Regions from separate parts of the Homo sapiens genome. Here region 2 is linked to region 1. A link is a loop called in an ENCODE intact Hi-C map of the cell type or tissue named here. Cell type or tissue: Caco-2. All regions are shown on one strand. Links, peaks and the distances in the headings refer to the core of each region. The heading gives the core; the rest is flanking DNA. Region 1 overlaps STXBP5-AS1 (STXBP5 antisense RNA 1). Region 2 overlaps STXBP5-AS1 (STXBP5 antisense RNA 1).

Evidence for each region. Peaks named below come from ENCODE experiments on the same cell type or tissue, not always from the same donor. Only the 100,000 strongest peaks of a DNase experiment are listed, where the experiment ranks them.
Region 2: a loop joins it to region 1, with 5 times the contacts of the local background. A loop is called at or near these places in 1 of 110 quality-filtered maps.

Annotation. Positions count from the first base shown.
Region 1 is chr6:146,983,035-146,987,434 of GRCh38, forward strand. All of the region lies in intron 6 of STXBP5-AS1 (STXBP5 antisense RNA 1), which reads right to left. Among named protein-coding and RNA genes, the nearest start is that of LUADT1, 170 kb to the right of the region's middle. In Caco-2, for the core only: no CTCF peak of the experiment used is centred there; a DNase peak (open chromatin) is centred at 2,297.
Region 2 is chr6:147,042,863-147,047,262 of GRCh38, forward strand. The region is part of intron 5 of STXBP5-AS1 (STXBP5 antisense RNA 1); the gene reads right to left. Among named protein-coding and RNA genes, the nearest start is that of LUADT1, 110 kb to the right of the region's middle. RefSeq lists an enhancer at 1,165-2,364. In Caco-2, for the core only: no CTCF peak of the experiment used is centred there; no DNase peak of the experiment used is centred there.

The sequences.
Region 1 (4,400 bases), core at 171-4,170:
AAAGAAATTCCAGAAAATATAGAAAACCTAAACAGACCAAAAATAACAAATGAAATAAAGTTACTCCCCAAAATTGCCAGTTTTTATAAGAAATCTTTGCAAGCCTTTCAAAAATATTCATATGTTATTTAAACATTTCCAGATCATGTAAAGATAAAAATCTTCCTATTATCTTTTTCAAAGCCAAAATAAGACTCATAACATAAACTGACAAAGATGTGTATACACACACAAACACACACACAACAAAGATCACTTTTACTAATTGTCATTTATTTGAAAGAAAATTGTTATATTTCTTCCCACACTATACACATACAAAAATTTCAAATGGATTGAAGACTTAGATATATTTTAAAACCACAAAAGTAATGGAAAGAAAACTTAGAATTTTTTTGTAGTTTTAAGAAAGGGATTTATAAGCATAGACAAGACCCAGAAACATTATTTTTTAAAAGCTAGTAGGTTTTTCTGAACAAAAATAAGGTTCTTCATGGAAAATATACATTAACAAAGAAAAAGACAATAAACTAGGAGAACATGTGTACAACACATAAAGCAAATACAATCAATCATATTACAGTATGTAGAAAGCAAATACAATGTAGCAAGAAAAAGACAGGCAAACAAGTAGAAAAATGAGAAAAAGGTATAAGCAGAAAGTTCATTTAAAAATGTAAATAACAAATATGTGGAAAGGGGCCAATCTTACTAAAAATCAAAGCGTTATCAACTAAAACAAATATGGGATATGTATTTTTCAAATAGATTGGTAAAATCTTTAAAGATTTTCAAAACCCAAATTTGGAGCAGTTTTGGGACAATAAATATAATCATAAATTACTGATAGGAGAGTCAATTTTACCAATTTTTTGCAGAATTTTCTTGCCATATGTTTAACAACATAAATATGTTCATTTTCAAAATTTCTCTAACAGAAGTATACCCTATAAAGACACTTGGAGAAGTGTGCAAAGATACATGTGTAAAGGTGATCACTGAAGCATGATTTGTAATACTGAAAATCTAGAAGCTACTTAAATATCTTGAAGAGGAGGCTCATTAAATAAGTTTTGGTAGAGTCATATATTACAAGCCATTTCTGAAAACAGATTTGTATGTACTAATTTAGATTTATATGTACAAATAAGAAATGCTATCAATGTATTATTAACTGAAAAACATACTTGGCAATATTTAGCAGAAACCTTATGCTAGGAGGTGATTCAGGAAGGGTTTATTTTTCTCCTACAACAGACTCGTTCTACAATTGCTCAAGAGGCTAAAACAGAATGTCAGGAATGCAAGATCTATCTTTGTGCTCCACTATAATTAACAAATAGATCGGCCTTTGTTCTTGTATATGTCACTTCAAAGGCATAAGATGGTGACCACACCTCCAGACTTCACATCTCTCTTTCGGGCAGAAGAAATACCTTCTCTTTTTATTTGGGAAGGGATGCCCTGTTCATGCACTTTTACGTTTGTCTATCTGGTAAATCGATTGCATGTAGGGATCCAGTTTCTCATGCCTCTTATATTTATGCCCTTTGGTTGTGACTGCGAGCTTGGACACGTGCCTTGATTTGACCACCAGGACAGTAGCAAACAACAGAGCAAAGACTTGAAAATGAACTTGCACATTTCTGCTTTCTCTCTTGGACTCCTGGCACTGCCATGGAGTCCCTCTCGCTGCCAGGAACCAGCTATATTCATACAAAAGACACATGAGGAAGAGCTGAATGGTCCCCACCTGCAGCCCCCCAGTGCAACCAACCTCTACCCAGCTCACCAGATGCCCACAGACACACGAATAAGCCCGGCCATGATCAGCTGAGACACGTCCAGATCAGAAGGGTCCAGACACTTTAAATATTTATTTAAGTTACTAAGTTTGTATGCCCTATAGAAATCAGAAACTGAAGGACGCTCATTGTTCAGAATTATATCCCAACATCATTATTTATTGAAGAAAAGTAGAGAAAATTAAATATTTTTACCTAGGCACATTCCCTCAAACAACCAAGTTTCTCTAAATAAGAATTAAGGGGGAAAAATGGCATTAGGAAGACCACTGACAATATTTCCCCCAGACAGGTAAAAAGATAAACGCCAGTGTTTTGATATAAAAAATAAATGAGCTGAGATAAAAAGAGAGACCAAAATGTTGATAGTTTTCTCTAATTCAGGAATCAGGAAAAAAAAAAATCTGTAAAGGGCTAGATAGTAAACATTTGGGGCTTTGCAGGCCTTTTGATCTCTGTCACAACTGCTCTGCTCTACCATGGGTAACACAAAAGCAGCCATAGACACTGTGTAAACAAATGGGCGTGGCTAGTTTGCAATAAAACTTTTTTAACAAAAACACAGTGAGCTGGACTTGGCCTGTGAAATATAGTTTGCAGATCCCTGCTCTATTGCTAAGATCACGAGTGACACTTTCTTGTTCATGCTTTTCTGAATTGAGTGGATTTTTATAATTAGTAAAAAAAGATATATAAAATCATGTGTAACTTAAAAATAGCTAAGACAAAATATTTATTCAAATTCAAAATCTTATGTTTTCAATATTTAAAAAAACACAAATGAACATCCAACCCAAGTAGTTAGAAAACACACACACAGCATAAAGAAATTAATGGAAATAAAGAATAAAATATTGCATTAAAAATAGATAAACCATTGACTTAACAAGTAAACATAAGTCAATGGTTTTCCTAAGAATGTAGGAATAAGTTTCATAACATGAAATATATCCCAAGGTTCTCTTGAAAAGACACTGAAGTATTATCCTCCCTTTTCCCTTTTTTTTATTTCCAACTTTTAAGTTCAGGGGTACATGTGCAGGATGTGCAGGCTTGTTACATAGGTAAACATGTGCCATGGTGGTTTGCTGCACAGAACATCCCATCACCCAGGTATTTATCCCAGCACCCACTAGCTATTCTTCCTGATGCTCTACCTCTTCCTACCCACTACCCTTTGACAGGCCCCAGTATGTGTTGTTCCCCACCATGTGTCCATGTTTTCTCATCATTCAGCTCCCACTTGTAAGTGAGAACATGAGGTATTTGGTTTTCTGTTCCTGCGTTAGTTTGCTAAGGATAATGCCCTCCAGCTCCATCCATGTCCCTGCAAAACACATAATCTCATCCCTTTTGTTGGCTGCATAGTATTCCATAGTGTATATGTGCCACATTTTCTCTATCCAGTCTGTCATGGTTGGGCATATAAGTTGATTTCATGTCTTTGCTATCATAAGTAGTGCTGCAATAAACATACACGTGCATGTATCTCTGATCATATATCTAGAAAACTTCATTGTCTCAGCCCAAAAGCTGCTTTTTTTTTTTCTTTTTTTTCCTTTTTTGAAATGGAGTCTTGCTCTGTCGCCCAGGCTAGAGTGCAGCGGCACGATCTCGACTCACGGCAACTTCCACTTCCTGGGTTCAAGAAATTCTCCTGCCTCAGCCTCCCAAGTAGCTGGGATTATAGGCACCCACCATTACACCCAGCTAATTTTTGTATTTTTAGTAGAGAGAAGGTTTCACTATCTTGGCCAGGCTGGTCTTGAACTCCTGACCTCGTGATCCTCCTGCCTCAGCCTCCCAAAGTACGGGGATTACAGGTGTGAGCCACTGCTCCTGGCCAAGCTTCTTAAGCTGATAAGCAACTTCAGCAAAATCTCAGAATACAAAATAAATATACAAAAATCACTAGCATTCCTACACACCAATAGGCAAGCTGAGAGCCAAATCATGAACGAACTCCCTTTCACAATTGCCACAAAAAGAATAAAATATCTTAAAAATGCAGCTTATAAGGGAAGTGAAGGACCACTTTAAGGAGAACTACTTACCACTGCTCAAAAAAATCAGAGATGACACAAATGGAAAAACATTCCAAGCTCATACATAGGAAGAATCAATATTTTGAAAATGGCCATACTGCCCAAAGCAATTTATAGATTTAAGGTTATTCCCATTAAACTACCATTGACATTCTTCACAAAATTAGAAAAAAACTATTTTAAAATTTATATGGAACCAAAAAAGAGCTCAAATAGCCAAGGCACTTGTAAGCAAAAAGAACAAAGCTGGAGGCCTCACATTACCTGACTTCAAACTATACTACAGGGCTACAGTAACTAAAACAGCATGGTACTGGTAGAAGAACAGACATATAGACTAATGGAGCAAAATAGAAAACCCAGAAATAAGATGACACACCTGCAACCATCTGATCTTCAACAAACCTGACAAAAACAAGCAATAGGGAAATGATTCCCTATTTAATAAATGATGCTGGGAGAACTGGCTAGTCATATGCAGAAAATTGAAACTGGACCTCTTACTTACACCATATACAAAACTAAACTCCAGATGGGTTAAAAACTTAAA
Region 2 (4,400 bases), core at 128-4,127, 60 kb after region 1:
AGAGTCATTTACTGAACTTGAACAGCTGGGCTTTGAAAGCTCTGGGACATATTCAACAAGCTAGTGCTAAATTCATTGTGTTCTCACTTCGGCTGTATGGTAAACCAGCTTGACCTAAATCATCTTCACAGATTGTTTTATGTATCATCAGATCAAGTGTGTACATTGGGAGAAAGTGAGTTATCAAGAAGACAGGAAGGATAAAAGAAAAACTCTAAAGAAATGTGGAAGAGTGGATTCATGGACAAAGGATTTTAAAGCAGGGCTCTTAACATTTTTGTTCCGTAGACCCCTTTGGCAGCTTTATGAATCCTATGGGGCCCTTCCCTATCTCTATAAAGGGCATCATGATTTTTCCAGTTCTTCATGTCAAACATTCAGAATTCCTTATTTCCCTAAACCACAAGCTCAAGTGTAAGCTGTTAAGTTCTGTTGGCCCTCCCCAGTGCTTTCACCCTAGTCAAACCCCCCTGACCTAGTTTACTGTAAAATCCTACTAACTATCCTGCATCTACTCTTTACCCACTTCCCTATACTCTAATCTATACATAGCAGGAAAAAGAAAACTATTCTGTAAAATTCTAAATCATATTAGATCACTGCCTGCATAAAACACTTCAATGGCTTTATGGTTTAATTTAAATAAAATTGACACCATTGTCCTATGGCCTCCAAGATCCTATGTGATCTGAACCCTGAACCAGTGATACAATAATGATAGCTAACATTTATTGAGCACCTACAATATTCTATGCCCTGTTCTAATTGTTTATTTTCTTATCTTTCAACCATTTCATGAGTTTATAATTATTTATACGTGTTTTAATGATGCGGAAACTGAGACACAGCTAACTTAGATAATTTGTGCAATGACAAATAAATAATAAACACAGGTCTGCAGGTCTGTTATTTGAACCCAGAAACTATAGCTCCTAAGCCCACATTCAAACACTACACCGTTTCACTTCTCACCTCTTCCCGTTTCCTGCTTCCTGTGATCCCAGGTGACTATGTGACAAACACTCCTCTTTCTGTTCCTTGAATGTATTAAGCTAATTCCTGCTCTCAAGGACTTGTACCTGTTGTTTACTTCTCTGAAAATTCTTCCCCCAGATCCTCATATGGTGGATACCTTCTCATTTCTCAGGATGAGGCTTATTACAGGCACTAGCAATTGCCTATCCCAATTATTGGGGACAGGTTCTCAGAAAAATCAACACTGAAACAAAGGATCTCTCAGCAAGGCTAGTTTACTTTCTGCAGAAAGGGTGTCACTCACTAGCAATCTTGTCACAAGAGCACACACGAACAAAGGAGACAGGGTCATTTATAACGTGACGCATCCACCCTACTGCTGTGTCCGGTTTCCATTGGCTGGAACAAGACCTCACATTCTGTACTTGTCCTGATTGACTAGCAATGTAAAACTTCCTAAAAGAGGCAAAGGCAGAGGAGAACAAAGGAAAAGAGGAAGTAACTTGTGGAATGGTGAGAGAGTCAAAAACACTTCCAAATAAGGAAAGAGGAATAAGCTATGACCTAATGCTTGCTTGGACATGTTCAGGCATGCTGGGACAAATATCTAGGCTAAAATGTGGGAGCTAAGAGCACGGAGTGTATTGATTTCTTAATTATGGCTAGCAGATATTTAAGAATATTAGCACAGATCTTTGAGTAAATTTTGCTTCTAAGAGAGGTTACTATCTATTCTCAATAAGTTCCTTAGAAGAGGAATGAACCTCTACTTCATTTTGTACACCAATCTATCCCCTTTTGTGTACCTAATTTTTTAATTGTTTACCCTTCTCTGTTTGTTCTTGTACTTAGGAAAAGTGATGCAAACCCAAGCTCCAGTGACTGACTCTCAATCAGGCTAACTAAAACTTAGACTCTGCACCAGTCATGGTAACATCATTCCCCATGCAAGTAATAGAATTTTGGCCAATATGGTATAATATGAAGTCTGCTGGGAACAAAGATTTCTGATATGGTTTGTCTGTGTCCCTACCCGAATTTCATCTTGAATTGTAGCTCCCATAATTCCACATGTTGTGGGAGGGACTCCGTGGGAGACAATTGAATCATGGGGATGGTTTCCTCCATACTGTTCTCATGGTAGAGAGTAAATCTCAAGATAGCTGATTGTTTTATAAGGGGAAACCCCTTTTGCTTGGCTCTTATTCTCTCTTTGCTTGATGCCATGGAAGACATGCTTTTCACCTTCCACCATGATTGTGAGGCCTCCCCAGCCACATGGAGCTCTGAATCCATTAAACCTCTTTTTCTTTATAAATTACCCAGTCTCAGGTATGTCTTTATCAGCAGCATGAAAAACAGACTAATACAATTTTTTTTGCTGGTAAAAAAAGAGACCTGTGGAAGAAACTGTTTCTTTTTGCCAATGAACTTTGCCTAATGTGGATGAGGACAGAATGTCTAGAAGTGTCATTCCATCTTTTGAGCAAGGTTGCAGCCAGTCCACATGCTGAGATAGGCATGTAAGAACAAATATTTCCTTACACCTTTACCCTCTGAACTATTCCCAGAGCCCTTCTACCTTAAGACATCTTTTGTTTTCTTAAGAAATGGGGTCTGTCTTTGTTGCCCAGACTGGCCTCAAACTCCTAGGCTCAAGCCATCGTCCCACCTCAGCCTCTAAAGTAGACGGGACTACAGGCACGCACCACCATGCCTGGCTTAAGGCATTTTTTATGTAAGATAACAATTCCCCTATTATTTAAACTATTGTGTGTTCAGTTTTCTGTTACATGCCACCGAAAACATTCTGGTGGAACCATAGCTAAACTGTTGCTTCTGCAGAGAGGCCTTCCCTGGCCATCTGATAAAAGGTATTTTCTTCTGCACTTTCTCTCTAGCAAATCCTCATGGTTTTCTTTTCATAGCACATATTCTGTCAAAGTATCATTTTAAAATTCATTTACCATTTACTTTCCTCACTGAAATGTAAACTCCCTTAGAAGAGGAATCTTGCCCATGTTGTCCATTGCTCGATCACCAGTGCCGAGAATACTGCCGCATTCCTCCACTTAAAATGTTAACCTTGGAAAATTCTCTCAATATCTCTGCATCCCAGTTGGACTGTAAAGATCAAGTTAGTTACTTTATGTAAAATGCCCTAGAAAGTGCCTGACACACAGTTGATGTTCAATCACAACAGCTTTTAATGTAACTGTTATTCTAATGTAGGCACTCAATAAATATTTGTTAAATCAATAAAAATATGAAACAATGAATCTCTGAAATGTGATGTGATTGCCCTCTACATTAGAACACGGTAAGGGAAGGATTTGTCTTATTCAAAAGAAACAGATTTTTTAAGTGGAGAAGCAGACTAGTGTTAAAGGTTAAAAAGATTAATGCTGCATAGACATCTCCATTTCCCAAAGGCAGAGCACACTAGAAAGCAGTAAGTAATAACATCACTGGCCATATGGCCCCACCACGATGCAGGAATTAGTGGTGAACAAGACAGGCAAGGTTCCTGTTCTCATCAGCAGTGAGCCAAGATATCAACCAGCCATGAATAGACAAAAAGACTTATCTAGCTAAAAGCCAACTATGTAAAAGGTTCTTGAATATCATTAATGACAATTTAATCTCTAAAACGACAAGGAAATAGCCAGAGGAAACAACCACTTTGGACCTAGCTCTGACAACAAGGGGAACTTATTGATGAAGTGAAAGTAATGTGAAATCTAAAAGAAAGTGACCATGCTATCTTGAATTTTGACTTTTCCAAGGAAAAGAAAACTGGACATCACGAGTTGTACACCCTAGACTAGATGAATGTCTGCAAAATGTTTAGAGAAAAGATATGCATTATTCATGGCATGAGACTCCTAAGGAGATTATGACTCAAAAGTGTTATGATGTTCTCAAAAATACAATTTTGAGAGCAATTGCTAAATGATAAAATGAGGAGGAAAGGGGAAAGAAAACTAAACAAAAATGTAGCTTCAGATATTTTTTAAAGAAAAATACAATTGAAAAGTATTCATGTATTTTGTATTCATCATCTTGGTAATACAGTGCTAGGAACATAGCAAATAGAAAGTATTGTTAAGTGAGTGAAGGAAAAAATGAATGATGAGGATGAAAATGGTAGGGCAAGTTAGATTCACGTCAGAGTCACTAGAGTCCCAAATGAGATGAGATTAGGAGGAGGGAGGATTAAAAATACCAAAATAACTTATGGAGCAAAAGAAGGCCTGTGACTTTGAATTAATGACATAATGGTGATATAAAGATAATGGTGTTCAACCTCCAAAACCCCAGCTGAACATTATTAGGAAGAAATTGAACCCCAATGAGGGTAAAGACTATTGGACAGCACCTATAAGTTCTAAATGAACTCATATCTCCTTATAATGATGAATTAT